6 separate regions of the Homo sapiens genome follow, and regions 1, 2, 4, 5 and 6 are each linked to region 3. Evidence: chromatin contacts called from ENCODE Hi-C or POLR2A ChIA-PET data. All regions are on one chromosome and are shown on one strand. Each heading gives the region's core, a stretch centred on a gene start or an enhancer-like site at or near the end of the contact. The rest is flanking DNA. Distances are from core to core; before and after follow the strand shown. Region 1 holds the start of KU-MEL-3 (a long non-coding RNA gene). Region 2 overlaps CDYL (chromodomain Y like). Region 3 holds the start of PRP4K (pre-mRNA processing factor kinase PRP4K). Region 4 overlaps CDYL (chromodomain Y like). Region 5 holds the start of SLC22A23 (solute carrier family 22 member 23). Region 6 overlaps SLC22A23 (solute carrier family 22 member 23).

The links. A loop is a pair of places that touch in the nucleus more often than their neighbours do. ChIA-PET counts read pairs that join two places held with the same protein, here RNA polymerase II (POLR2A). Pooled maps may share reads with other maps.
Region 1: a map of dorsolateral prefrontal cortex shows a loop between it and region 3 (7-fold over the local background). The contact joins the promoter of KU-MEL-3 here to the promoter of PRP4K in region 3. A Hi-C loop is called at or near these places in 1 of 168 maps with a recorded cell type or tissue (dorsolateral prefrontal cortex).
Region 2: a pooled map shows a loop between it and region 3 (3-fold over the local background). The contact joins the enhancer-like site here to the promoter of PRP4K in region 3. A Hi-C loop is called at or near these places in 5 of 50 pooled maps. POLR2A ChIA-PET finds 5 or more read pairs at or near these places in 2 of 52 experiments (PC-9 and activated T-cell).
Region 4: a pooled map shows a loop between it and region 3 (2.9-fold over the local background). The contact joins the enhancer-like site here to the promoter of PRP4K in region 3. A Hi-C loop is called at or near these places in 1 of 168 maps with a recorded cell type or tissue (breast epithelium) and 3 of 50 pooled maps. POLR2A ChIA-PET finds 5 or more read pairs at or near these places in 3 of 52 experiments (H1, OCI-LY7 and Panc1).
Region 5: a loop to region 3 is called in a map of B cell, with 4 times the contacts of the local background. The contact joins the promoter of SLC22A23 here to the promoter of PRP4K in region 3. A Hi-C loop is called at or near these places in 7 of 168 maps with a recorded cell type or tissue (B cell, CD4-positive, alpha-beta T cell, CD4-positive, alpha-beta memory T cell and 2 more) and 12 of 50 pooled maps. POLR2A ChIA-PET finds 5 or more read pairs at or near these places in 4 of 52 experiments (GM12878, HEK293, HEK293T and 1 more).
Region 6: a loop to region 3 is called in a map of aorta, with 2.6 times the contacts of the local background. The contact joins the enhancer-like site here to the promoter of PRP4K in region 3. A Hi-C loop is called at or near these places in 2 of 168 maps with a recorded cell type or tissue (aorta and endothelial cell of umbilical vein) and 7 of 50 pooled maps. POLR2A ChIA-PET finds 5 or more read pairs at or near these places in 3 of 52 experiments (Caco-2, GM12878 and MCF 10A).

What each region holds. Positions count from the first base shown.
Region 1 is chr6:4,607,453-4,612,404 of GRCh38, reverse strand. KU-MEL-3 (a long non-coding RNA gene) reads right to left here and starts at 1,840. Exons shown (of 2, transcript NR_122107.1): 1 at 1,593-1,840; 2 at 486-1,427.
Region 2 is chr6:4,939,545-4,944,124 of GRCh38, reverse strand. It overlaps CDYL (chromodomain Y like), which reads right to left. Exons shown (of 7, transcript NM_004824.4): 5 at 369-579. Among named protein-coding and RNA genes, the nearest start is that of LYRM4-AS1, 62 kb to the left of the region's middle. Within about 2 kb of position 1,809, at least 10 of the 41 ENCODE cell types and tissues checked have a DNase peak (open chromatin) inside an H3K27ac peak, as active enhancers do; they include PC-9, where a contact is called at or near this core.
Region 3 is chr6:4,018,947-4,023,393 of GRCh38, reverse strand. It overlaps PRP4K (pre-mRNA processing factor kinase PRP4K), which reads right to left and starts at 2,094. Exons shown (of 15, transcript NM_003913.5): 1 at 1,928-2,094. The coding sequence starts at 1,968. LOC124901245 (a long non-coding RNA gene) reads left to right here and starts at 2,227. Exons shown (of 2, transcript XR_007059415.1): 1 at 2,227-4,447. RefSeq lists enhancers at 852-911, 1,954-2,263.
Region 4 is chr6:4,904,892-4,909,846 of GRCh38, reverse strand. The region is part of intron 2 of CDYL (chromodomain Y like); the gene reads right to left. It overlaps LOC105374897 (a long non-coding RNA gene), which reads right to left. Exons shown (of 2, transcript XR_926412.3): 1 at 3,223-4,955; 2 at 1-1,144. Among named protein-coding and RNA genes, the nearest start is that of LYRM4-AS1, 96 kb to the left of the region's middle. RefSeq lists a silencer at 2,688-2,737 and an enhancer at 3,108-3,167. Within about 2 kb of position 2,811, at least 4 of the 41 ENCODE cell types and tissues checked have a DNase peak (open chromatin) inside an H3K27ac peak, as active enhancers do.
Region 5 is chr6:3,453,963-3,458,369 of GRCh38, reverse strand. SLC22A23 (solute carrier family 22 member 23) reads left to right here and starts at 1,320. Exons shown (of 10, transcript NM_015482.2): 1 at 1,320-2,464. The coding sequence starts at 1,811. LOC643327 (a long non-coding RNA gene) reads right to left here and starts at 2,667. Exons shown (of 2, transcript NR_147844.1): 1 at 2,119-2,667. RefSeq lists silencers at 1,043-1,262, 1,323-1,552.
Region 6 is chr6:3,400,109-3,405,013 of GRCh38, reverse strand. All of the region lies in intron 3 of SLC22A23 (solute carrier family 22 member 23), which reads left to right. Among named protein-coding and RNA genes, the nearest start is that of SLC22A23, 54 kb to the left of the region's middle. Within about 2 kb of position 1,698, at least 10 of the 41 ENCODE cell types and tissues checked have a DNase peak (open chromatin) inside an H3K27ac peak, as active enhancers do.

The DNA of each region.
Region 1 (4,952 bases), core at 591-3,090, 590 kb before region 3:
CTAAATGAGTGCTCCAGTGGATGACAGAAAATGCTGCTTCAAAGATGTTAACCTGGATGCATAGAAAATTTTCTTGTTTTTTTGTTTTTTTTTTTTTTTTTTTTTTTTGAGACGGAGTCTCGCTCTGTCCCCCAGGCTTGAGTGCAGTGGCATGATCTCGGCTCACTGAATAAGTGTTGACTATAGAAAAAAAGAGAAAATTAGAAATGGTACCTTGACTCTACACTTCTAACAATCGCAGTCTGCTGTATTCTGGTAGTTTCCTGATGCGAAGGACGTTAAGCAACGTGTGTGTGTGTGTGTGTGTGTGTGTGTGTGTGTTTTAAATCTAGGATTGAATACAGACCATCTATTTTGGGTCTGAATGACCCAGTCTGGCAGTGGGTGATCTCATTCCATTGGACAATTTGGTCCAAAAAGCATTTCATTAATTACACTCAGCGCAACAACTTGCCCAGGAATCTGCTTCTGTGCTTGGAGAATAATCCCACTTTATAAACAATCCACTTTATTTAGCACAGGCCTTCAAGAAAACACCAGACACTGACATGATGAATTGCTCTCTTGGGAGCACGGGTGGGTGAGACTGGGGAGGAGGATGGGAAGTGAGAACTTGGTCCGTTTACCGGAAGACAGCAGCACACAGATCTGCTTGCACCCTGTACCTCATTGTCTAGGATAACAGGATTCCACAGCCTTGCCCTGATAGAAGCAACTCGGCAATTAATGGGTTGATGGCCCACAGTCCTTCCAAGGAAAACCCATGTTTGCTTGCTGCAGCCACGTGGACAACAGGCAGGCTCACCACAATGCCTGCAGGCCCTTCCTGGTCTCTCAATTTCACTCCTTCAACAAGCGTTTAGCAGATGCCTCCTCCTTATTACCTTCTGTATTAGGTGCTGGGGATACACTGGGAGAAGGTTCTTGTTCTTAAGGAACTTCTGATCCTACAGCAAGCCAGTGATGAGGGGAGAAGTGGTAGAATGGGGGGGATTCACAGCATGAGCACACAGAGGAGGGATACTCACTATGGGGCAGGGAGTGGAGGCTGGTGCTTAGTCGTCAGCATTCATTCTCTGGAACTCTGTGGACCCGTGCTTCTATATTTGCACATAGTAAGTTCTAATTTAACCATGAATTTTGGAAAAACCGTGATCATAGAGTTTCTTTCTCTGTCTTCCTTTCTCATCTCTTCCTCCTTTCTCTCTCCTTATGAACAGCGGTCTTTTCAAAGTTAGCCCATAGGATTGGGACCAAGCCTGAGATTCCAAACAGTGTTGGAGAGGGTGGAGTGTAGAGAAGCACCTGAGTCTCATGGTGAAGTTAGAGACAGGGACCCCGAGGCCTGGCATGATTGGAAGCAGGGCACAAAGATGAGTGTAGAGCAGAGGCCAGCGGGAGGGTAAGGAGCCTGGAGGTCAGGAGGCCTGCAGAGGGGAGAAGAGCAGAAACAGGGTCGGGAAGTGCCCCAACCCAGCAGTCCCTGCCTCCGCAAACAAGACTTGCTGGACACCAAGGCAGCCTCCTGACCTGACTTGCACACCAGTCACACACTTGCCTCCCAACAGGAATGACTAGACTCCGGAGCTCACCTGAGGCCTGCAGGTAGGAGCTGGAGAAGGATGAGGTCGGGGCGAGGAGTTCGCGGAAGCATTGGCAGGCCTGGACTCTCCTTTGCGCTGTTTCGTGGTTTATTTCCCAGCTCTAAACAAGGACGTCCTGCAAACTTCTGATGGGTTTGGTTTTGTGGTAACTTCTTAGAGAGCTCAGAGCATCAAGGAAGAACATTTCCTCAGGATGCTGAGGCGTGGACTGGCTTTCATCTCAATTTTCTTCAGCTGATTTCCTTCAATGTTGTTTTTCTCTTTTGAACAAAAGAATATGCTGTTTGTTCGGTCACATGGACTTGTGGTTACTCACCCGTGGAAGGAGGCCACCCCTCGAGACTCTGGCAAGAGCAGGGGAAATTCCTTTCAACACCAGCCCCGAGGAATTCTCATGATCCTGGTTTCCATTTTGGTCAAATTAAAGATGAAAGGACTCGATCCAGCACTGAGGAGGACGATAGTTTTGATTCTGAGGGAGACACAGCTAGATGAAAAACCAGGCTAACCTTTTATCTGGTATGAGAGTGGAGAGGCACATCCTGTGACAAATTGAGCATCCATTGTGTGAGGAATTCCTGCTTCAGGCCCCATCTCAGAAATCAAAGCCTTGTAGGTGAGGAGAAACAACCGTGAGGCGGCAGGTTTATTTATTTATTTTCCCACCAAAGTCTTAGATAACTTTACTGGGTGCCTGCCTTCTTTTTGGTTTTGTGTTTGCATAATTTTAGAAATGCCATTAGGAATAGCTGCTTTCCTAGAGAAAGTTTCCAGTTGGTAAAAACAGGACAAGCTGTTTTCGATAATCATGAACCTTTTCATTTGAAGGGTTCTTTTCCATACTCCTGACTCCCACCACCTCTGATATAGGTAATTCCATGAACTTTAGCACTTCTTGATTTGGTATTCTTTAAAAAATTTTAAATTGTGGCAATATACACATAACATAAAATTTAACATCATATCCAATTCTTTTATTTTTAAAAAGATTTATTTATTTATTTGAGATAGGGTGTCGCTCTGTTACCCAGACTGGAGTGGAGTGGTGTGATTACAGCTCACTGTGGCCTCAACCTCCTGGGTTCAAACAATCCTCTCACCTCAGCCTCCTGAGTAGCTGGGGCTACAGGCTCACGTCCCCACACTGTTTAATTTTTTAAATTTTTTGTAGAGATGGGATCTCACTATGTTGCCCAGTCTGGTTTCAAACTCCTGGCCTCAAGCAGTTCTCCTTCCTTGGTCTCTGAAAGTGTGGAGATTATAGGCATGAGCCCCTGTGCCTAACCTCCGGAAGTCTTTCCATCCTCCCGAACTGGAACTCTGTACACGTTAAATCCTAACTCCCCACTTCCCTAGCCCCACTCTGCAGTCCCTGGCATCCCCTTTCTACTCTCAGTCTCTACGAGTTTGACTAATCTAGGACCTTATATAGGTGGAATCAGCAATACTTGTCATTTTGTGACTGGCTTATTTCACTTAGCATAATGTCCTCATAGATTTGGCATTCTTTTACTTTGTCTTTAAAATACTATTTCCTCTTAACATCCAAGGGCTAACTCATTTAAACTTTGGAAAGGTCATCAATAAAATTTAAAAATATTTCCTAAGCCTGGAAATTGTAAAGACAAGTATGGATCTGTGAAACACCCTATTGCTTGCAGCAGAGCGGAACATCTCAGAGGTGAAAAACCAAGTGAAGAAGAGGCTCGTGTTAAGTGGCGCCAGCTGGGAACGTCCTGTACAGTAGGGCGCTGAGCCCTCAGGCCCGCAGCCAGGGGTAGGGGATTCTCTGCAGATGTGCCCTCCTCATGGCTGGTGCCGGTGGTCACGCTGCTCTCCTGGGGCCGTGGCGACAGCTGTCCATGGAGTAGGGCTGGCAGCGGCTCTGGAGGGAGGCATCTGCCCGGGCTGTCACCGGAGTGAAAGAACAGGAGGCAGCTGCGCAGAGGCAATGGCAAGGACAGGAGCAGAGGACACAGAAAAAACACCCTCGATCTCCTTGTGTGCTTTCCCCCAAAGCACAGGCCCCAGCCTGGTCATCGTGCCTCCCCAAAGTCAGGGAATACCCCAGAGGCTGTTCCTCCTCTCCGTGTTCAGGCCTGGCAGTCTGTTCTTGGACAGAGAAGGCTCATGCCAAGGCAGCTGCCCGGCAGTGTCACACGAATGCTGGAACAAGGGGGGCTGGGTGAGGACACCAGACCATTCATCTCACAGACACGGCCTTTAAAAGCTCCTTGAGGTTTTCTTATGTCTCAGTAGCAATGCAAATAATCTCTAAGAACCGTGACACCATCTTTTTCAAAGACATGTAATTTGCTACTGTCAATAACACGGATTTCCCACCCGAAAGAGCCAATGTGTTTTCTCGCTATTTATCAAATCTTTTATACTCTGATGACTAATGGAAAATACAATGGCAATTTGTTACTGTTTTGGCATTGTTTGCTATCAGAAGTGACACTGGAACAAAGGGGTAATAAGTTATGGTTGCATTCAAAGTTTATTCTCTCCTGCGGGAGTATACACACTCACATATCAATAGGAGTTGATAACTATAATGTGTGTAGCCTTTATGAATTATCTGTGTAATAATTTTCACTTTAAAAAAGCATGTTCCCATCCGTCAGTTCATTTCGGCATCACGAGAATGTTTATGATATTGTTTCAGTTGAACAGAACGAGACTTAAAGGAGAAATGGCTTGTCGAAGGCCCTATAGGAAGTCAATTGGGGCTAAAATTAGGTCTCCTGAGTCTTAAACCAGGGCTCTTTCCACTAAACTGTACTTGAGAAGAAGGTGTCAGAACCACAGGAAGCATGGTGAGAGATGTGTTTCTTTCTCCTGCTGACTTCTCCCCAGCCCCAGCCCAGACAATTCTGAAATGTTAGAGTAGTGATTGCTTGAGAACCAAGGGGACTATTTGGCTGAGCTGTTTAAAATTGCCGTTTTTAAAAGATTAAAACAGTCAAATATCAACAATTGCAAATGTTTCAAACTAATTGCTCTCCCCAGATTTATATAAGGTTATATTTCCCGTGTAGCGTCAAATTGGTCTTTTTATTGGTTAATTTGGCTGGTCGCTTTGCTTTCAATTTTGCTGCCCCTTGGTCTGAAACAGCCAGTGACCTCAGATCATTGTTTTAGTGGCTTCTGTAACCAAATCGAGCCAATTATAGAGGCAGCTGGCCAAACCATGCAATTAACCCCAAGCAAGGCAATTCAGGGTCATGTAAGTATGACTCACAAATGACCAGCCTATAAGAATTTTCAACAGGTCTAACCTGCTCTTGGTTACTGCACATTTTGCCTGAAAAAACAATTAGATCATATTCTTTTTCTGTTCATCTG
Region 2 (4,580 bases), core at 560-3,059, 920 kb before region 3:
ACCCTCTAATCCTATGTAACTTTGCTCCCTCTTAAAATTGCCTTCTCTTAAAAGTGCAGTTTTTAAGTTATTAGGTGAAGAACTTTTCAATTGCAAATTGTTGGTTGGGTTACTGATTGGGTATTTACTAACAGTAGATATCCATGTGAATTATGCAAAGTGGTAGGCTCCTCAGTGAATGAAGTCCTTCTCTAGGGAATGATGCAACAAAGGTCAACAACGTCTATGAACCCAAATCTGAATTACAAGATGGAAAGTCCCCACAGAATGACACACTGTACAGCTTTAGAAAAACAATAACCAAACTAGATTTCTTCAGGAAGCTTTCTAGAATGACTTTTTTTTTTTTTTTTTAAAAAGGTACTCACAGATGCTCCTCCCATTATCTTGGGAAACATAACGGTAGAACAGCCATCTGGACTCTGTCCGAAGGTGGTATAGGGTGTTTGAAACCAAGCCTTTTCATTAGCCCAAACCACATCGCAAAGAGGCAATATAGATGCTCCTAGACCAATGGCTGGGCCATTGACTGCTACAATAATGGGCTTCTTAAATTGAATGAAAGTATTCACGAAGTTTCTAAAATGAAAAATAAATGGGGAATTACTCAAAACATTGCATATTTGAGCAAAGGAAAAGTCTATTATGGAATTCAATTTACCAAGATGTAAATGCTACGGAAATCCTGAAGACTTGAGATTTGTTTAAGGCCTTCCCCAGCAGTTGTGGACCCTAGACTTATTTACTACGTGTTGTAAAGGTTTGGTGACAGCCTGGAGCCCACGCATGTAGTGGCTGTCACTACAGGCCCTACGTGAAGGCCACAGGGTAACATGCAGCCATGAGCTGCACTGGAATTTGCAGGTGGCTCTCGGGCTCTATAAACAACACATCTTGCTCCCCAACCTGTCTTCCCTCGAAGACACAGGAGCCCAGTACATATTCTGGGCTTCACAAGACAAATCAAGAAGCTGTCACAGAGGAAATCTGGCCCAGGGCATACTAAGACTGCCTGGTGTTAAGTGTACGGTGGTGGATTAGGGTTCACAAAAACCCTGGGATCTGGGTCTGGCCTTGGTTCATGATTTCAGACAGCTCACTGATTATCTGGCAATAATTGCTATTTCCTGAGTTTATGTGGAAGTGGACTGAACAGTCTGGGGGATACAGAGACAAGAGTGTCACAGGCTGGCTCAAGACATGCGACCTGCAAACAAGAAGAGCAAACAGCACAGGGCTCAGGCCTGTACCCACATCCTGCTCCACTGAGGGCTGGAGGGTACGGCTGCAGCAGGAGTTCGGAGGACAGTGGGGTCAGGCGTGGGGCAGCCTCTGCACAGGACAGAGGTTTAATAAATCAAGCCCATGCTATTTTGGGATTTGCTTTAGATCAGGCTGGAAAAGTAGGCTGCTTTTCAATGTAGGGTAGCTTGGTGTCATACCACTTTAGGAATGTGCATTTTCTTCCCCTAAATACTAGAAGCTGATCTTATGCTCAGAGGTTGTTTCTTGTTATGATTTCACACAGTGGAGAAAAGAAGAAACACAAGATAGTCCCTTCAGTGCAGGCTGAGTTCTAGATCAGAAGTGCAGAGTAAGGACAGCTTTTCACTTGCTGGATTCTAAACCTGACCCCCATCTTTAATACTGAAAATAACAATCTAGATGCTCTCTACAATTCAGCAATTTAAAACCACAGCAATCTGTTCAGATCTTCTCTGAAAATCATGACTCAGCATCTGAGATAGCTCCCCACTCAACTCCCCGAGACACTGACGGATGACTCATATTTTTTGGCAGGGGCAGGTCAGGGAGGTGAGGAGGGTTGTGTCTGTGTGTGTATGAACAGGAGAGTGAGGAATTGCAGAGTTTAGCGGCTGGACCTCAGCCTAGCCCCCAAGGTTTGTGGGATCTTTGCATTGAGCAAGAATTAACTCATTCAAATGAATGAGTTGCACTAAGTCTTTCTAAATGAGAGAGCCTGAGGCATTCTTAGAAAGATCACACTGGGGTTTAATGATCAGAGTGTCAGACAACCTTTTAAGCAGACTCTTGAAATAAGCCTAGAAGAACTACATGAAGCTATTTCAGTTGTGTCATCTTTTGAAGATATGGGGTCAATGACACAAGATGGAAATACATTTCCTAGGCCCAGTAACTGATGACTCATGAAAAGGTAAAACTGCTGAACTGTCTCTCAATGATAAGGAACAGCTGTTTCCAAAATCTGAGTAGCTCCAATTTCATCTGCCTTATGGAACAGAAGGCAAACTGTTATAGCCGTTGCCCAGGCTGACATCTGGAAACCACGGATGGGGCAATAAATTAACATAAAAGCGATGATCAAAGTCAAGGTAATAAGAAGGTAATTCTACAGAAAAACAGTAAAAGGAATTATTTCATATATCCTTGCCTCCATGCCCATATATTTGTATAAAAAAATCTGCTTCTAAAATATTAATAGATATTGGTAAGTCGAAACTTAGATTTTGATAGGCTGAAGGCATTTTTTGGAACTGAAATTTTATTTTTACTTTTGCCTGGAATGGTGACTTCACCTGAAGCTGGTGGCTCTTTCTGGACGGGGTATGAATGAACCAGCATGCTCTGGAGCAAAGAGCCCCTTCCCTTTTCAGGGAATGGGAACTGGCCATTCTGAATAGTGAGCCCTGAGATGCCAGAAATGGATGTGGTGCACACAGAGACTCGTTTTGTTTTAAAAAAGAAAACCTTTACAGAAATGCTTTCTCTGCCTAGTAGAAACTTCCCAGGACCATAAAGGCTTAACCAAGGGAGCTGCAAATCAAGGCACAAGGAACCAGAGGCGAGGCAGGGGCTGCCTTCAAGCCTGGGACGGTCCTCTCCCAAGTAGCCCCTGCTTCTGTGGGCTTCAGCCAAGTGTGTTTTAAACTTGAAATCAAAATGTATGAACACTCAAATGTTTGCCATGCAATGTACTGAAGTTAAATTTGTTTCTTTGGAATTGAATTCAAGGCTGTTGTTGGGTATGGCAGGGAAGGAGGCTGATATTTGCCACATAATTAGTCTAAAAAGACTTTATAATTAAACAAAACTCTTCCTTTAAAGGACATTTACTAATCTGGAAATATCAAACAGCTGGAAAATCACATAAGATGTAGGGACTGTCAAAGGAACGTTTGGGGAGAAGGAGGCAGCAGGGACCTGAAGTTGGGCAGCCAGTGTGCTGCTTTCCATGGCTGAGGTCTCTCTCATTTGAATGGCACCTTCGTTTGAAGGACTAATGGGGTACAGGTCAGGGTCATGGGGCATGTTTACTGGCTCACTTTGTTCTCTCCCAAATCCTCTTGCCCCTGGGGCACTGCTTGGGCAGGGCCCCCGGTCTCCCTCTGTGGGAGGAAGAAGAAACCTCACTTTTGGGGAGAGAAGTCTCCTGGTCCTTAAAACCCAGTGGCAGCTACTGGTTCTGGCAGACTTCAAAAGCCTAATGCTGTCCATGAACTTGAAAGAATTTTGTTCTAACCACAAAGGTGCAGAATATTTTTGTTGCAATTACCCTGCAAACTGCAAACCACGAATCCTCGTCACAAAGTCAGCTGCTCTAGATACCTGGTGACCTAATATGAAACCTCATCTTCCTGTTTGCTTCCCGCTTTTCCTTTGGAAACTTGCTACGATGAAGTCCTTTGCCTCCAAGTTTTAAGGAACATGAGACAAGACACCAGAGAAATGAAAAATATACACAGGAAGAGCTTTTATCCACATAAAAATTAATTTAAATGCAAATAAGAAAAGGAAAGGTTAAGTGACTCTGGTGTAACTAATTATTTTTCTGATCTTGCCAGACTACATTAAGGAAAATTCACATTGACAAAAATATAGTCACATAAAGAAGAAACAAGTTGGTTTTCCTAAAGCAGGACTTGGCTCTTCACAAGAATATCAATCCAGCTTTTTGTGTGGAGTAGGGAGAGTGGACGGAGCAGGGAGCTGATGAAAGTGAACTTTTAAAGTGACATCAAGTTCAACAAAGGAGATCTCCACTTAAACCTGGCTGGATCTAGCTTTCCTCTGCTTTTACTGATCCCAGCGCCACAAGCCCACAGCCTCTGTCCAAGGGAATTCAACGCTGGAGGGAGGAGTGAGCTGCACCCGGCGAGGCACCAGCGGGCTCACAAGTGGAGCCAGGGAAAAGCCTACACGGGAAAACGGAGCCAGGACCCAGAAGGCACTGGCTGACACATCCGATTTTCTTATGACCGCAGAGCTACCAAAAAGCACAATATTATGTGTACATTCAGCGTGATATTATGGAGAACATGCAAAGTGACCATAGGAGGCATGGTGGTTTGTATTTTAAAAATAAAAGTTAAGTTCATGGAATTCACCCTGAATGGATAATAATGAAGCTGTCTTAGAGGCGCTGAGAGTCAGCCAAGGATTTATGACACTGATCAAGCAGTTTAATCTTAAACTGAAGAACAAGATGGTCCCACCTAGTGTACCACAGGGATGAAATCCCCTAGGAGATTAGAAACAATACTTAATAAGATCAGACTATAAAATTTCAAACCACTTCTGAAAAAAACCACACATAATGT
Region 3 (4,447 bases), core at 845-3,344:
AATTTCTCTGTGTTTCAGTTTCATCATCTCTAAAATAAGGAAAATAAACGTATCTACCTCCATAGGGTTGTTAAAAGAATTAAAGCCTTCAGGGAGCTTAAAAGCTGCTTCTTATATTTATTCTTTCTAAATTTTCTGTTTTGAATAGATTCTATATAACTGTAAACTACTCAGTGTTCTCTAAAGAACTGTTGTAGACACTATATTCAGGGACTCACTATGAGCACCAGGCATAGTTTGCTTTCATACCAAATGGTTATCTTCTTTGTTAAATACTTTCAAACTACTGAAAGTGAGACATATACAGACCAAATATTCCATTTACACCAAGTGCTCTGTGGGGAAGGGAAGGGAAATTAAAGATTATCTCTGTTACTCATACAGCAGAGGCCTAAATATGTATTTTTGAAATTATTAAGTCTAATATTATTTGAATACAGTATGTGAATAAACTATGGCTGACCCACTCCTGGAAATGAATCTGAAACATCCCTAAAATCAAATAAATGGACATAATATTACAGAACTTTTCAGATTAGTAGAAAATGTAACCACATAGCATGAGATCTGCACGGTACTGGCATAAACACTGTAATTGTGCCACACAATGAACTTGGTGAGAAACAGTAAGAGGTTAAAGCTAATTTAAAACTTCAGAATCCATTTGTTCTCTGCTAAGTCAAATTGTAAAAATAATACAGCAGTTTTGAAAAGCCCTTAATTAAAAATTCCGTTTCTCTGCCTAGCTGAGTAATGCAGATGATTGAGGAGCCCAAAACTGGATGCACAGCAATTAAGTGTCAGGTTGTCTGGTGGCAAAGATTTCTTCTATCGCTCAGTCACAAGTTGCTGGGAGACTATACCTCTTTCTAAGATGGCTGGAAACAGATCAGACAGTGCAGATGCAAAAAAAAACAAAAAACAAAACAAAAAAAAAAAACGGTCGCTATAGGAACATTGCCGTAAAATCCATTCTCTCTGTTAAGGTTCTTGTTTGAGTTTTCCTAACATAGACATGAACAGCAAAATACTGCTTTAAGTTAACCAATGGTTAACCTTTGCAGCATACACTCGTATTTTTTTTTTTTTCATTTTTCATTTGGCCGCATGGATTCTTAATGTTAGCTTAATTATAGACATAAAGTGGTTTGGCAGTAGCTAGCAATTCCCACTACTCCTTCCACTCGTCCTCCTAAAGAAGGGTTATAAACTCAGGCAAAAAAAAAAAAAAAAAAAAAATGCCAGGCCTCAAAACCAAAGACTCTATCTTACTTTGCCTCAAGTTTGCAAGTTGGTAAAAAAGCTGCCGGTAGGCACTCAAAACAAAACAAAACAATACTGGGTGACTGCTGGACTAAAGAGTACAAGGTGACGAGATCAAGTATCCCGCTAGCCACAGACTAGCTCTGGGATGGCCAGAGAGTGTGACCCCAGCACCTCCGCTCTCTGCTTTCAGGTCCTAAACTGACACCAGTAAAAGGACGACTGGGGGTACCGCATGAGGAAGAAAAGACTTAGGGCTTGGCCCGCCTGCTGCCACTGACCCTCGTGTCCCCAACACAGATGCCGCTAAGAGCTGCGGCCAGGGAGCTCAGATGGGTCCCCAAAAGAGGCATAGGAAAGCGCGACCTCACTGCCGCGGCAGCCGCCACGCGCACCGGACCTGTAGAGGCCGCTCGCGCCTACGCCTCCCGGGGCAACGACGCGCGGCAGGCCGCGGCCGCCTTCACCCCAGCAGCCACGGCCTCTGGGAGAAGGAAGCTCGAAGGCCGCCTGCTCCCCATGCCTCCCACCCCACAACGAATCGCGCCGGAAAAAGCAAAGTTTGACTCTCGCCGTTAGGCCCGAACTTTCCCGCCACCCCGTGCAGCTCCCACTCGGCAGTCCCCGGGCTCCAGCTTCTGGCCCACTCACAGAGACTACTTACTCTGGCTGCTCCCGTAGCGACTGGGTCTCCGCGGCGGCCATCTTGAACTTCCTGACTCCTCGGCGGCGGTGGCGGCGGCTCCCGGACGGTGGAGGGTAGGGGAAGTGGAGGAAGAAGGAAAAGAGCTGCCGCGCATGTGCCGACCGTGTAGGGAAGAGCTGGGTTCTGAGTCCGCGCTAAGAATCCGGATATAAAACCCCACGTCCCGGGACTAGCGCAGGGCGTAGTGTCGCAGCTTCCGGGAGCATGGTGGGCGGTGCTGCTAAGGATTGAGGTCGAGTGTCAAGCTTGAGCTCTTCAGTCAATGCTAGAAATGGACGTTTAGTTATTGAATCCCGCTAACGAGGGGAGCCAACAAGAGAGGGATGTCGGCATCGGGTGTGCGGTTCCAAGAACTGATTGGCTGTGGAGATTAGAAGTTAGGTGAAAATTCTCTTAAACTCGGGCAAACGAATTGATGATTTTTCCCCTGGTCGGTGTTAGAGACACAGTAAATGCTTAACCATCTCGCTAGACAGCTCAACTGAAGTGGCATTAACTTCCCGGGAAAGTGTGTAGAAAGGCATTTTTAAATACTGTAAACTCGAACGTAAATATCTTTTAATGTGGAACTGTTACTACATTTAACACTGAACATCTTTTCAACTTTTACATAGTTCAAGGGTGACACGATTCAGTTCGTTATTTCCGTAATTGGAACGTGTAATGTTTTTTGGCCCAAGTTGCGTTATGTGATTTTGTTTTCTTCTATAACGACTCTACAGTAATGGGGTAGAATGGAATATTGTGGGGAAAACATTTACTGGCTCTTGGAGAACTCTCAAAACCAATTAGGTTCTTTAATTCCTCTTTAAAAAAATATTTCTCGCCTGGCGCTGTGGCTCACCCCTGTAATCCCAGCACCTTGGGAGGCCGAGGCGGGCGGATCACCTGAGGCCAGGATTTGGAGACCAGCCTGGCCAACATGGTGAAACCCCGTCTCTATTAAAAATACAAAAAATTAGCTGGGCGTGGTGGCGCTCGCCTATAATCCCAGCTACTCCGGAGGCTGAGGCAGGAGAATCGCTTGAACCCGAGAGGCGGAGTTTGCACTGAGATCACGCCACTGCACTCCAGCCTGGGCGACAGAGCAAGATTCCATCTCAAAAAAAAAAAAAAAATTATCCATACTTTGGAACCTGGAAGCAGCGTGACGATCACTTTCATTCTTGTAATCATCTGAGTTTGCCTTTGTCCTAGAAAATTGAGTTCGGAATCTCCAGACTCCATACATATCTCTTGATTTCCAGGGGAGAAGGGTTTTAAATGTTCTTACAAAATGTCTCTTGTTGCCTGAATTCCAAACGTTTTGAAATGTTAGGGCCGGGCGCGGTGGCTCACGCCTGCAATCCTCTAGCACTTTGGGAGGCCGAGGCGGGCGGATTGCCTGAACTCAAGAGTTCGAGTCCAGCCTGGCCAACATAGCGAAACTCCGTCTCTGCTAAAAATACAAAAAATTAGCCGGCGTGGTGGCGCCTGTAGTCTCAGCTACTCGGGAGGCTGAGGCAAGAGAATCGCTTGAACCCGGGAGGCCGAGATCGCGCCATTGCACTCCAGCCTGGGCAACAAAAGCAAAAACGCCGTCTCAAATAAATAAATGAAATAAACTTAGTAAACTATTTTTAAATAATGTTAAAATTAACGGTGTACGTAGTAGAACTGTGAGAGATCTCATCTTGGAAATAGAGTGATATACTTGAAGGCAAGAGATTGGGTCAGGTACTATTAACACGTTTTACACATGAACAAACCGACACTAAGAGGTAAGGTAATTTGCTTATGATTGAGTTCCCAAGTACAAAGCTGATTTTTGAACTAAAATCTGACTCGAAAATCTGCTCTTTTCTTATCAGGCTGCTTCCTACAAAAATATAACCTCGCTTAGCATCTGCTTGTTAAGCATCCACCCTCACAGCTCTTTGGCATTCAAATGTTTGTTGAGTAGGGGTAATAGAGCACTACGTTCGAATCAGAAAATGCCTTATTTTTCCTTGCTTGCAAGAGCCTATTATAAATAAATGCCTTGTTTTCGCTGTGTCTCTTTCTTGTTGTCGAGAGCTCAGGCTGGTCTTAATTTCTGCAACCATAGTATTATCTCCCAGGTCTCCTTCTGCCCTGTGTATTTTGCAGTTATGCTTTATGTGGAGATGAAGCATCCTAAGTGTGGAGAACGATATATGGGGCCCGAACAATAGGTGCTGAAGCCAGATTGTGTGACTAAAGTTGGTATTTGAACAAACCAAGTGTTTATTTTTTTAAAGAGCATGGTAAAAACTAAGTTTCAAAAATCGATGCTGGCAAAAATTTCCTTGAAAAAATTCTCACCAAGTTCACTTGCACGGTACTACCTGGGGAATGAAACACATTTGTCAAGGACACGCCCAAAACTATGTTGCTGTTGTAATTTTCAAAGACTGGGAACTGCGGCAGGGGGAGTTACAATTAAAGCAAACATCGGCGTATCAGTTTATTCATTCAGCA
Region 4 (4,955 bases), core at 1,562-4,061, 890 kb before region 3:
AATCCCAGCACTTTGGGAGGCCGAGAAGGCAGATCACAAGATCAGGAGATCGAGATCATCCTGGCTAACACGGTGAAACCCCATCTCTACTAAAAATAAAAAAAAAAAAATAGCCAGGCGTGGTGGTGGGAGCCTGTAGTCCCAGCTAAATCGGGAGGCTGAGGCAGGAGAATGGCATGAAGACGGGAGGCGGAGCTTGTAGCAAGCTGAGATGGTGCTACTGCACTCCAGCTTGGGCAACAGAGGGAGACTCCGTCTCAAAAACAAACAAAAAAAAGTATGAATTTTATCTCAAGTACACCAGAAAGCGAAGACACACCCTTAAGCAGGGCAGTAATATATGACTTACATCTATAAAAAATCCTCCTGGTGTGTGAGAAATGGATTGGAAAAAGGCAATAAAGACTGATGTCAATTGCTTGGACAAGGTGGTGGCAATGGTGAGCAGCAGAGCTGATAATAAGGATGCAGGAAAGGGGAGGGCATGGCTTTCGGCTGGAGCTACTGAATAGCTGGAGGTAGCACTTACGGACGCCGGAAAGCCTGGACACAGCAGCCCTTCCCTGATTCCTCACATGGAGGGAGTCAGTAATTACCCTAGTGTTTACAATAAGTTTAATACAGGGCTTAGTAATGACATGATAAATGTATCTTCTCTCCAACACACTTGCTTCTCCTTTCTTTCTGGATGAGTTCCTTTAAAAGACTGCCCTCATTCTCACAGAGCAACAAAACCAAAGGCGTCAGGTGAAATACAGAGAACACCATCTTATGACCTGGGGCCCCCCAAGGCACGGTGTGTCTATGACTGTGACCACTTGCTCATGCATATTTTGTACACTCCTGTACACGAACATGGAAACTTTTAAATCCCACGTCTAGTCTAAGCATAGAACCTTTTGTGGCTTAACCAGGTAAGCAGAACGCAGCGAAGAACGGAGCCTCTCAACAGACAGGCAGAATGTGACCATGCACAGGAGAGGTGACCTCCAGTGAGGAAGTGCCACGGTATGGATGAAGGGGCACAGCATTTCCACCTGGGGATGTGAGAAGCTGCAGGGCAGAGGATGCATAGCAGGTCAGGAGGTCAAAGGACTGCCTGTGGGCTACTGGTTCTCCTGGATCAGAATTTAAAGTTCCATTTCTGCAGGATGGAGGGGAGAAAATGGGGAAAGAGAGACGTAAGCTCAGAGGTGACGTATGATCTTGTAAGTACTATTTAAAAGTAGAAGCATTTATGCTTAAAAAACAGACCCTGGAAGCTTGGAGAGCCAAGGATATAGGTTGCCTGTGGGGGGCAGGAGGAGAGGGTTCTGAGGAGGTATTTTCAATAAGTAGCTAGCTTAATCTGCAAAGCTAAAGGCTGAGCAAACTACAGTGAAATTAGATACTTCCTTAAGCAAATTTCTAAAACAAACCTCCAGCTTCAGCCCAGATCAGTGTTTCTCAAACTAGGGCCCAAGGACATACCACCTATCCATCTATGAAACACCAATGCCTAAATCCTGTGCTCGCACCCTCTGATCATCTACACGGCCTGGATGGCCTGCCCGGTTCCGGACCCTTTCCCATCAGGTTAACCAGGTGCTGCCAAGGATCACCCATAGCTATGGTTCTGAATGGCTCCCAGGACAATCACTGAGGGACCACACCCATCTCTGCAAGGGAATGCCTGGGTACTTACAAAGCTGCCAGGAGAAACAAGAACTTGTCATGCAGTGTTCCTCTAACTAGGGTGCTAGAATTTTCCATGTGTTTGGCATTTCAGGGGTCCACACCAAGTACATTGAGGAATGACAGCCCATGAGCCCCCTGACAGCAAGGAGGGGCTTTTATGTGTCTCTTTCCTTATGGGCACCAAGTGGGGTGGTAGAGAACACGGAGCTCAAGGGGGGCCAAACTGTGGAACTGATGGTTCTGTCTAACAGAGACGTTTAGGACATGCTGAAGAGCAAAGGATCAAGGGAGAGCATCTAACTGAACACACCATGTTCTAGAGGAGGGCAAAAGCTACTCAAAATCCAAGACAGGAAGCTGACCTCACCATAACAGCAACCTAAAAGCCACAATGTGCTAAGTTTTATAAATACAGTAACAAAAACTATATAGTAATTTTGAAATCCGGTTTTGCGATCAGTTTTGAGCATCCGAGAATACTTAAAAACCGTATTAGAGGCTGGACATGGTGGCTCATGCCTATTACAGGCACTTTGGGAGGCTGATGCTGGAAGATTGCTTGAGCTCAGGAGTTCAAGACTAGCCTGGGCAAAACCCCATCTTTTGTAGAGATGGTGAAACCCCATCCCTACAAAAAATACAAAAATTAGTGAGGCGTGGTGGTGCACGCCTGCAGTCCCGGCTACTTGGAAAGCTGAGGTGGATCACCTGAGCCTGGGAGGGGGAGACGGCAGTGAGCTGAGATGGCACCAGCCACTGTACTCCAGCCTGGATGAGACGGAGCCGGACCCTGTCTCAGAAAAAAAGAAAACACACAAAAACCCACAAAAAAGCTGTATTAGAGCAAAACTCTGACAGTCAGCTTTTCTTCCAATCCTTCCATAACTCATGGAAATGCAGGCTAAAACTGCAGCAGGGTGGTCTGTTTTCCCCCCATCTCCCCTTTCTGTAGGAGGACAACCTGGTAACCCACTGGCCCTACAGTGATCCAGCTCTTGGGGTGCACCCCTGACTCACTTGAGCTCAGAGTAGCAGCAGTTTCTAATGTTACACAGTAATGTGCAACTCTGAAGATTGTGGCGAGGTGCCACCCCAGGCTGTCACAGCGTTACACAGACTCTATAATCAAGAAAACCCAGTGTGGAACTGCTTATTACATGCACATGAGAAAACCCCTTGTGAAAACTGGGAAATGCACACATTAGACTGCACAATATACATTCCTAAATGGCAAATTTCTGTAAACAGTGATTAATAGAACACAATACATTTAGTTTAGACCACTCACTGAGAACATATTAACAGAAAAAATGGCACGTGGAAGACTTTGCAAGTAGAAATTTTACTAGGGCAACCTCCTTCTCCCCCAGATAAAACGAAACCAAACCAAAACTCAGACTGAGTCTATTTTTACACCACTCTTCCTCTTGGTTTGCTGTTATAAAGCTGTGACAATTTTGATAGCTGCCATAGTTTTAGAATTTTTGTCCCATCAGATAAGGTTTATCTGAAAAACCAAAGCACAGAAGTTAAACTTATGCTTACTTTCCCTTTGAAGTCCATAATAAAAGAGTGGTTCAAATCACGGAAATCAGAAGCAACCGATACACTCTGTACGCAATGTCATGCCTTCCAAGGCTGGTCTGGGCTGTGTGGTCCTGTTCTTTTTCTCCTGTGGCCTTCACGCTTGTACTGTCATGAAGCAGGTACAGAGGCAGCCGCACTCCCAGAGAAGGGTCAGAAGCTGGCAATCCAGCAATTAAACAGTGTGATCTTCCGCACTCACCTAGCTGATAATGCTCACGTTATGCTCTCATGGTATTCCTATACAATTCTTATGTTACTTCACCTTTAGAGGTAATGCCAAGCATGGGAAACAGCTACCAAACTTTGCTGAAAGTGTCATGCAAGAAAATGCTACAATTACAATGTGAACATGGAATACATAATTTAAAACTACATTAGCAAGATGAAAAATAATCTCCATCCGGTTTTCCATTCAATAAAAGTCATATCATCCGCCCATGGGAGAGGCAGACTTTCTCTTACCAGATAAAATGTACAACCCTCTCACCATTAGCAGTGTAGTAATTAAAGCTGTAGACACTCCTCCTTAGAGACCACGTCATCTTACCATTTGATTTTACAATTTTACTAGGAGGAAGTTACTTCTTTCAAGGCTTAAATCACTGTAGAAACAATTCCCACAATTACTGTTGACAGTAGAAAGGTCCTATGTAAGAAATTACTCAATTGGTGAAATGTATGTTTATGTGGGTGAGGGATCCCCTAAAAGCCCTGACTTGATCCCTATGCAATCTATGCATGTTACAAATGTGCACTTGTACCCCATACATTTAAACAAATGAAAAATAAATAAAATAAAAAGGGGAACAAATAAAACTAAAAAAAATGAAAAAGAAGAGGTCCTACAAAAATGGAGGCAAAGACTTGACATAAGAGGCGTGCAGCATGCAGAAAGCCAGTGCTGGGGGCGAGTGGCTCCCAGCCACTAAACATGGCCCTTCGGCTCTGACCCAGGCAGTCAACGGCTTCACTGGTGTAATTCTCAAACATGAATTTTATGACTGATTTCCCCTTTCACTACTTCAAACTCAGCAGTTCATCCTCTCCCACCGACTGCTTCTAAATATCCCCCCACTGCCCCTGCGGAATTAAGCATGCCACTTCAGAAAAGACGCTGAAATGTGGCCTGCCTTTGTCACAGAATACATTTCTCACAATCAGCTGAGCAGCTGAGGAGACAGTTCAGGTCTGTCTCGTGGGAGGAGAGGCAGGCACCCACAGGCACATCGTGTCCGAAGGCTCAGGTCAACCCCGCTAAGTTGGTTGACGGAGTGTCAAAGACCAATGAACACAGTCCTTTAGACCAACGAGAATTCCTGAGTGGGTTTAACATTCCTATTCAGGCTGGAGAGGGTTGAAGAGAACAGCAAGCCATGCGCAAACTCACTTGTGTCAGCATCCTAGTCACGTAAACCCAGGTTCAGTAAGACGGACACACGGTCACTGTGACAGCCAGGTTACTACTGGGCTGGCTTTGTTTATCCAACGTGGACTTCTCTGACTTCAGCAGTTCAGATCACGCTAGGGGTAGAGCACTGGGCCGTCTGGGGCAGTGGTCGCCATCCTAATGCTGTCTCTGAGATCAGCAGCTCACATAGGGACGGCCGATCACACAGGCACTGCGGAGGTGTTCTTGTGATTAAACACCTCCATTTCAGTGCATGGACTCTGTGATAATTATTTCTCAGCTG
Region 5 (4,407 bases), core at 71-2,570, 560 kb after region 3:
AGCCTTCAGAAATAGTTCTCTGGTACGTATGTGCCAGCATTTTATGCAGTAAACACATGTTGCCCTTAACACTGAACTGCAGGTTAAAAATGTATTCCACTAAATTGTGCAGCGGTTAGCTGAGCAAATAATGAAAATGCAAAAGAATACATTCAGTATATGGAGCTTAGAATATATCCTTTTGGAAAGCTAAACATTTTTTTTTTTTTTGCCCCAAATAAGACTAGAAATGGATTGCTCCATTTAAGACTTCCATTAATAAACTTCTCAGAATATGAAATGCCTCCAAAATGTGGGGACGCTGGGTTGAAAGGTGCCGGATAATTCTCTTTGGTGCGTGCGCTGGGTGCAGGAGGAAATATGCTAATGTAGCCGTTTGCCGCAGGGCTGGTGTTATTTATACAGCGCTGGCTGGGCAAGGTTGGCGCTGGAGCAGGAGAGGAGGGAGAGGTTTGTCTTCTTGTGTGAGAGTATAGATGTGTGCGCCTGTGCACACGGCGTTCCAAACGTGAATACAAGATCTTAGGGAGGGGGTGGGGAATGCCATCACGTTTATACTGTGTGTATTATAACTTGTGTTGGAGATATATCCCAGCATCGTGCTTACATCGCATGCACTTAGGAGTGGGGGAAGAAATGGCGATTTGGGAGTGGGTGCGGCGGGTCGCAGGTGGCCAGACACTGCGGGGGACTGGCGACCTGAAATTGGCAAAGGCGCCTCCTTGACCCTGCTCCACGGACACAAAAATCAACCTTATTCGCTCCTGGAAAAAGCGCAGAGGGTTGTTCCCGAAGGCTGAAGACCCTCGGGCTTGGGACTGGGAGCGGGGCGCGGGCAGCGGGACCGCCGGGCACCTCTGAAGAGACAGAGGTCACGGAGACCTGGCGCGCGCGGAGTGGGTGGGGGGCCCGCGCGGCTGCGGGAGCCCAGCCTCAGAGAAGACCCGGCCCACACGTTCTCAGCGCACGCCGACTTTGCCGGGACCCGTCGCCGGCCGGCGACCCCTGCTACGCGCGTCTCCTCCTCCCCCGCCCCGCCCGGCGCGAAACGGGCAACGGGCAGGGGATCCTCCAGCCAGGCGGGCCCGGGGTGTCCCGTTTCCCCCGCCCCCCTCCCGTGGATCCCGGGCGGCGGCGGCCGCGCGTCCGGGCTGGAGGGGGCGCTCGCGAGCAGGAGCCGAGCGCAGCAGGTGCCGCGGTTACCTCCACCTCGGCGGGGGGAGAGGGGGCGGGCCGGGGGGCAGGGAGGAGGGGGAGGAGGAGGAGGAGGAGGAGGAGTGGGGCCGGCTCCAGGAGCTGGAGAGCGCGGCCGGCTCGGCAGGCTGGGTCCAGAGCTCGCGGCTTCCGGGAGGCGCCCGAAGTCGGAGAAATACAGCGCGGCCACCCCGGGAGCAGCAGCCTTTGCCCGCACCGCCGCCCGCAGGGCCCTGAACCGCCGGCAAGGGCGCGGGCCGGGCGCGGCGCCGGCTCCTCCTCCTGCCGCGTCCGGCGCGGAGCAGCGGAGAGCGGCGGGCTCGGCAGCCGGCGCCCGGGCCGCGGAACTGATGAGCCGCGGCGGCTGAGGGCCCGGCCGGCCTCTGCCCGCCTCTGCCCGGCGCCCGAGCGGGGCCGCAGCGCCCGGGGCGCGGGGTCCGGCGGGTGACATGGGGGCGGCCTGACGCACCCGGAGCCGCCGAGCGCTCTCTCTCGAGCCGCGGGCCCTCCTCGGCGGCAGCGGCTGCAGGCGCCTGGCCCGGCGCGCTGTGCCCGGGGCGCCCGCGGAGCCTCCGCCGCGCTCTATGCGCCTCTGCGGGAGCCGCGGGCCCGGGCCATGGCCATAGACCGGCGGCGCGAGGCGGCGGGCGGCGGGCCTGGGCGGCAGCCGGCCCCGGCCGAGGAGAACGGCTCCCTGCCGCCCGGGGACGCGGCGGCCTCGGCGCCCCTCGGGGGACGCGCGGGCCCCGGCGGCGGCGCGGAGATCCAGCCGCTGCCCCCACTGCATCCTGGAGGCGGCCCGCACCCGAGCTGCTGCTCCGCGGCTGCGGCCCCGAGCCTCTTGTTGCTGGACTATGACGGGTCGGTGCTGCCCTTCCTCGGGGGCCTGGGCGGGGGCTATCAGAAGACCCTCGTGCTGCTCACCTGGATCCCGGCGCTGTTCATCGGCTTCAGCCAGTTCTCGGACTCGTTCCTCCTGGACCAGCCCAACTTCTGGTGCCGCGGGGCCGGCAAAGGCACCGAGCTGGCAGGGGTCACCACCACAGGCCGGGGCGGGGACATGGGCAACTGGACCAGCCTCCCCACCACCCCCTTCGCCACTGCCCCCTGGGAGGCTGCGGGCAACCGGAGCAACAGCAGCGGCGCGGACGGAGGCGACACACCACCCCTGCCATCCCCTCCGGACAAGGGGGACAACGCCTCCAACTGTGACTGCCGCGCATGGGACTACGGCATCCGCGCCGGCCTCGTCCAGAACGTGGTCAGCAAGGTAAGGGCCGCAGCCGCCCAGTCCCTCCAACCCTCTCCCTGCAGACCGAGGTCCAAGCCCGAGCCAGCGGGAGAACCGAAGTCCCCAAAGTGGTGGTGCTAGAGTGTGTGTAGGGCATTCCGCATTGGCTTAATCTCCTTCCGTCCCCCAAACCACATGCCTTTACTTGGGTGTAAAGGGAGCACCATAGCCTTTACTAGTTTGCACCCAAACTCCTGTCCCAGTACGCGGATGGAAAGCGCGCCCTTCCCCCACCCTCGGGGCGAGGCAGCTGACCTGTCACCAGCCCCCTCTGGAGGAGTCGGACTGGCGTCGTTCAAGGTCTGCTGGGGGAGTCGGGACCACAGCCCTGTTCTGCCCGGCTAGTTGTCCCTGGGTCTCCCACAAAGCAATAGTCTTCCATCTCGCACTTGATTTTGACACAGGTAAAGCCTACTAAAGAACTGGAGAGCCAGAGAAGCAAAGACTCCTGCAAATCCCCAACCCGCAGCCGATGCTTAGTCCTCCCCAAAGATATCTGACTTTAGGCTTTGCTACCCCAGTGTCTCCTCCCATGTTTTCTCAGCACTTCAGTAAACATCACTACAGTATAGGAAGGACGCGGAGAATATGTCATTTGGGTGTTCCCCGGCCGTCACCGCTCTTACACAGCAGCTGCTTTGGGCTGAGGCACTGAGAACGGGGGTGTGCTTTAGCTGAAACATGCACCTTGTCCTCTGAGTCCTGTAGCTAAAGCTCCCTTGCAGAGGTATTGCGTGGTGTGAAATGTAGCAGAAGGGAGTTGTGAGACAAGTGTGAAGGCCTAAACACAGAGTGGGCAATGGTGGACACTCAATGCCCCTAGACAGCTGTAATTTTATTCTTAACATATAAGAGATATCAAGACATTTGTAGTTTTGCTCCTTGTGTCTAAACTAATTAATTCACATTTTAAAGTAAATACAGACTCTCCTCCACCCCACCCGCTACCCATTCTGGGCTGTTCTGGCAGAGTTTTAAATGCTTTGTCGAAATGTATGAAATTGGACAGTTTTAAATAGTCAATGTGCATGTAACCTCCTCCCCCCGTGTGCATTGGTTAACAGTTGTAGCTCATGGATGTGTAAGATAAACTCTTACATCATCATAATCATTGTTTTAATCTTGTACCAACCTGGCCAGAAATGCTCTGTCCTGTGGGAACTGTCTGACTGAGCTGCCCCTGCTGCCCTGCAAGGTAATGGGGAAGGTCCTTCTAGCTGGGTTCACCTTGATCCCACCCACCTCCTACCCCCTGCTTTCTAAAGGTGTTTCTGTGACTGTTTTCCCTTCACGGAGGGCAATATTTCTTTGTTGGTTTAGCAGCAAAGAAAAATTAAGAACAATGACTATTTAAATCACTGTGTATGTCTGACAGACTGAGGATTTGGCAACATTGTTAAGTATTTCAAGTGTCTTTCTAGAGCAGAGGGAGAATAATGGATCAAAGTGAGTATGTGTGAAGAGCGCTGTGTCCTGGGGTCAAAGTAGAGGTGAACTTGAAAGTGATGAGATGGGATAGAGTGCCATTACCTTGGCAGTGAGGACCCAGGAAACAGCTATTCACACTCAGCCATGCACGGTGGGAGGAGAGAACAAAAATAGTTCTTAAAAGCAGACTATGGAGGCATATTGGAGAGCTGGGCAGTTTTTCTAAATTAGCATTCGAGAGGGTCACAGACAGCCCTCATGTGTGTGGCATGTTTTGGGTGATGCTTGATGACACGTTGCAGTTACTGGGCCAGACTGAGAGGGGAAACCTGGGAACAATAATTAGACACACATTTTCTTATACAGTAAAGCCTAGAAAGGACATATTGATTTTCACAGACAAAAAAGATCTAAATAAAGGACTGCCTTCCCAGTGTTCTGTGTGTTTCAAGCACATAACAAATGCTTCAAAGAGCTTTTCAAGCACATTTTGG
Region 6 (4,905 bases), core at 449-2,948, 620 kb after region 3:
GCCAGGATTACAGGCATGAGCCACCGCACCTGGCCGACAAATCTTTTTTTTTTTTTAAGCTTCAAAGGAATTTTGATTTTACTGAGGTTCAGATGGGCACAACAGGGAAATCGGAGCAGATTGAGGTCTCTCCATTGGTCATTTTCTTCACTGGAAACACATTACTAACCCTGCGGGCAAACTGCGAAAAGCAAAGGAGTAAATTTCTAAGCAAAAAGTAACAGGGCATTTGCTCTGTACCCCACTGTCTTCCCTTATCCCACCTCTGAGCAGTCAGAGCTTCTGGGCTCACTGCAGGGTAAGTAAGAATAGAAGCATCTGGTGAGGCAGTTCCAACCCCTGGGAAGGCGAGAATGCTGTGGTGGCCAGTTAGGCAGGGCCACTGGTCATGGGTCAGAGCCTGGAGGGGTGAGCCATCCAGCAGGGAGCCACAACATGCCACTGAAGACTGATTTTTCTCAAAATTGTGCCAGTCCTTCAAATAAAAATTTACTCAGGCCTTTCTCTCTATCTCTACCTATATGTTCGCCAAAACCTGGACTTTTCTTTCTATAGACATTTCTCTGGAAAAAATGCAAATGTCTCTAGGGCATGTAAGGATATATCATCTCACCTGCATATTAAAAATGGAAATGTGAGGACAGAGAAAGAATAAGCGGCCAGTGGCATCACTGAGACCCATCTGCCCAGTCTTCTGTCCAGAAGTCTGTGCAAGAAAACATGTAGCTATTGCCTAAATGTACAGATAGGCTTTCCAGTGCATATATCTTTTGGTGTTTTGAATTTGGTGAAGGTAGATCTATGTCCAAATCAGAGGAAAATAGTAGCAAATACTCGGAGATATCTGGGCATTTTAAAATTAGAGTATTTGGATGCTTTTCCACACAGGGGAGGCTGTTCTTAAACTGTGCGTCAAAACCTTACGGACTAGGTTTTTTCCAGACTGGAATTTCAGTAGTGTGTCTGTGCTTCATTTGAAACAAAGCTGTTCACTACTCTAAAAGGGGAACTGAAAAGATCTGAAAATCAGGAGATCTGAGCTGGATTGCAGACTCCACAGTTGACTGACGGTGACCGTGACAGATTGTGAGATCTCTCTGAGCTTGTGTCTCCCTCTCTATAAAGTAAGGGATGAGATTTAAACCAAGTTTTGTGTAGCTGTGCGATCGCTTCCTGGGATAACTCGTGGAGAAAATGAATGGAAAACAAAACAAATGGAAAACTATTGAGCTTCAACGTAACTTCCAGTTTTAGAATTCTATGGCTTTTGAATTCTTAGCCATTAGCCTCCTTCAGTGTTGAAGATTTCTTGGGGTGGGAGTGGGGGCAGTGAAACCAGGGGTGCTTCCTCTTACCCCCCTAGATGTGCCAGTCTCAAGTCCACACTAGTACCTAGTGTTGTTGGACTTCCATCCTTCCTCGCTGTGTGGCTGCTGCGCCAGTGCCGATCTATAAAGTGAGCTGGGAAGAGATGCTGTGATAGGGTAAGATTAATGGTTAACAGCTTCCCTTTCCCCAGGGTTCCAGACCCTGCCCTCATGTCAACAACCTTGCCCTTGCTGGCCCCTGCTGGAAATCCTTTCCTGCTTGCTCCATTCGCCTCTCTTACCACATGTTTGCTGGCTGGAATCCTATTACACTCCCTGGGAGTTTTTTTTTTTTCCACACCTGGACAGACAGGATGGGACCTGAAGCTAAAAGCTGAGTCGACCAGAAAAAATTGTTCAGGAGTGTAAGAGAGCAATACTGGGCTGACTTTGTTTTGTTTTATGTTCTTAAAAGCAAATTAAAAGAGGAAATAAATCAGTCACCTTGAAAACAAGTAAAAAAAAAAAAAGCAAAACATTAGGCTTCTTGAAAACATCCAAATGTATCTAGTGGGAAGCAAAATCATTACTGGTTTGCCAAGACTTGCTGTTATTGAAAAGACAGACTCTTGGCTGAGAGCACAGAGAGAAATATAACTCAAATGGTGCAGAGCCATGAAAGTTTGTTGTCAACAACTGTTTCTCAAATCAGCGCATCCTGCCAGATAGGCTCTGCTACAAAGAGTTTAAGTTTTAGTTTTTCATGACCTGCCCGGAAGCACAATTTTCTCCTTTGCTCATTTGCTCCATGAACATGTGAGGACCTGTCGGGTGCCAGGGGATGGACAGTTGGTTCCTTGATTACATACTAAACCCTTGCCATTGTTGAGTGTTGAGGACATAGAGGCAAGTACGTGCTCCTGCCCTCTAGCGCACTCAGAGTTTAGTGAGTGAAGAGGCAGAGACACACCCTGCTGGGACAGTGAGCACCAGAGGAGACTCCTGAGCTGTGAGTTCTGTGGGGTCAGGGAGAATAGGTGTTTGCTATTTGCAGTGGGTGCTTAGATCCTAGAAGAGCCTAGTGTACTCTGGGTAGTATAGGTGATTGGGGTTGGCTGGAGCCTAGTGCACTCTGGGTAGTGTGGATGATTGGAGTGGGCTGCAGCCTAGTGCACTCTGTGTAGTGTGGATGATTGGGGTTGGCTGGGGCCTAGTGCACTCTGGGTAGTGTGGGTGATTAGGGCTTAGCTAGAGCCTAGTGCACTCTGGGTAGTGTTGGTGATTGGGGTCGGAATCTAAATTATGAATAACAAAGCCAAGGAAGGAGGATGGAACAACACACACAGACCTATCCTCCATGACCTTAAGGTAGTGGCAGGCCACTGAAGGATCTCAATTGAGAAAGATAAGCCTTAGATGCATGTTTTGGAGAAATGTCTCAGGCTGCAGTGTGAGCAGGCCAAAGAGGAAAAGAAGGCCAAGCTAGGAGCTGGGAGGCTGCTGTGGTAGTGAGGCGAGGAAGAAGAGCCCGAATGAGGGCCATGGCCATGGGGCAGGAGAGACACTGAGGATGCAGAATCACAGCCTCAATGACTGAGGAATGGGGAGAAGGGTGAAGGAGGGCCAGGGGACTTGCCTGGATACCTGGAGAGGGGATTTTTCTCTGAATGGTGATAAAAGGGATTCAGCCCAAGCATTCTACTCTGATTCCAAATCCTGTAGAGTCTGAAGCTACCGACCACTCCCTTCCTCCCATGAGTCTGACAGGGGAAGATGATGACCTCTGTTTCAGACCTGGTAAGCTGATGGAGACTTAGGGCATCTGAGAGGATTGATTTGCCAGGAGATTTGTTATTCAGAAGTTCAGGAGCAAGGCCCCCGTGTCCTCAGGATGAAGGTAGCAACTAAAGGTTACCAGAGCTGAGCTCACCCAGGGGCTCTGTAGCTGAGCAACAAATGGGTGGAGGTAGAAGAACCAGTGGAGAGAGACAGGGAGGAACCGACTGTGTGGTCAGTGGAGAGTCAGACCAGGCTGGTTACCAGGGAGCCAAGGAAGGGGCTGACAGCAGAGTCAAGTGATGCAGGACATTGAAAAATGTCCTTTGGGCATAGCAAAGATTGCCCAGTAGGTCAGAGGTAAGTGTGGCAAAGCAACTTTAATTCCATGTAGTGATTAATGTAATGTGAATTATTTCGAGCATAGGTTTTAATTTATGTATGCCTCAGAGAAGCACTGTCTTGTCCTATGCCAAGTATTTTAGAAAGAAAGTTATATTTTTTTTTTACTGTGGCAAAATATACATTACATACAGTTTACCATTTCAGCCTTTTTTGTTTTGTGTTTTGTTTTTTGTTTTTGTTTTTGTTTTGAGATGGAATCTCACTCTGTTGCCCAGGCTAGAGTGCAGCGGCACAATCTCGGCTCACTACAACCTCCATCTCCCAGGTTCAAGCGATTCTCCCGCCTCAGCCTCCCAAGTGACTGGGACTACAGGCGCCACCACGCCCGGCTAATTTTTGTATTTTTAGTAGAGACGGGGTTTTGCCATGTTGGCCAGGCTGGTCTCAAACTCCTTACCTCAAGTGATCCACCCACCTCGGCCTCCCGAAGTGCTGGGATTACAGGCATGAGCCACCATGCCTGTCCCATTGCAGCCATTTTTAAGTGTGCACAATTTAGTGATATATTTCCATTGTTGTGCAAGACAATGTTTTTTAGAGTGTTAGATGTTCATTATTATTGAGCAGAAAAAAATGGAATTGGAAGGCAAGTCGGTAATGCCTATTTTTGCTTAAAGTCACCTGAAACATGATATTCCCGTGACTCAATAACTGGATATTCAGTTACATTTAGTACAATTGAGTTGAGTTAGAGATGCAGTTTTGTTCTGATGTTCCAGTGTCCATACTGAAAGGCAGTGTGTGAAGACTTGCCATATCCCCACCCTCTTTCTCATCAACACACACCCAAGTGCACACACGTGCGTGTGATCACACGGAAACAGTTGAGAAGATGCTTGGGTGGAATCCAGGCTTGGATTGGAAGCCAAGCCCCCCACTTGCCAGTTGTGACCTTTAACAAGGTAGCTGACTACTCAAAGTCAGTTTCCTCACCTAGGAAAGATTGGGCAGGTGGCTGACCAGATGAACGTGATTGTCATCTGTAAAACCATGAAGTTCCAGGGAAGTGTTGGTGGACATTTGCATGTTTGTGACGTGATGGCCACCATCCTACTGCAAGCACCAGAGCTGCCCTGAGATACCATCCTACTGCAAGCACCATTACTGCCCTGAAATAATCGGCCCTTTCCTCTTCCACGAGGCCCACTCATGTGAGGGAATCTCTGGGCTCGCAGCAAGCTTGGGAACTTTGGACTGTGGCTGTCTGGTAGCTTAGAATAGCAGAATAACTGGTGGGTGGGGGCAAGAATCTGCTTCATAATTGTTTTTCCAGTGGTCAGCTTAATAAATTACCTCTCTTATAGCATCCATTCAGAGCTTTTAAAATTCATTTTAAAATGCAATCATGGGCGGGGCGCGGTGGCTCATGCCTGTAATCCCAGCACTTTGGGAGGCCGAGGCGGGTGGATCACTTGAG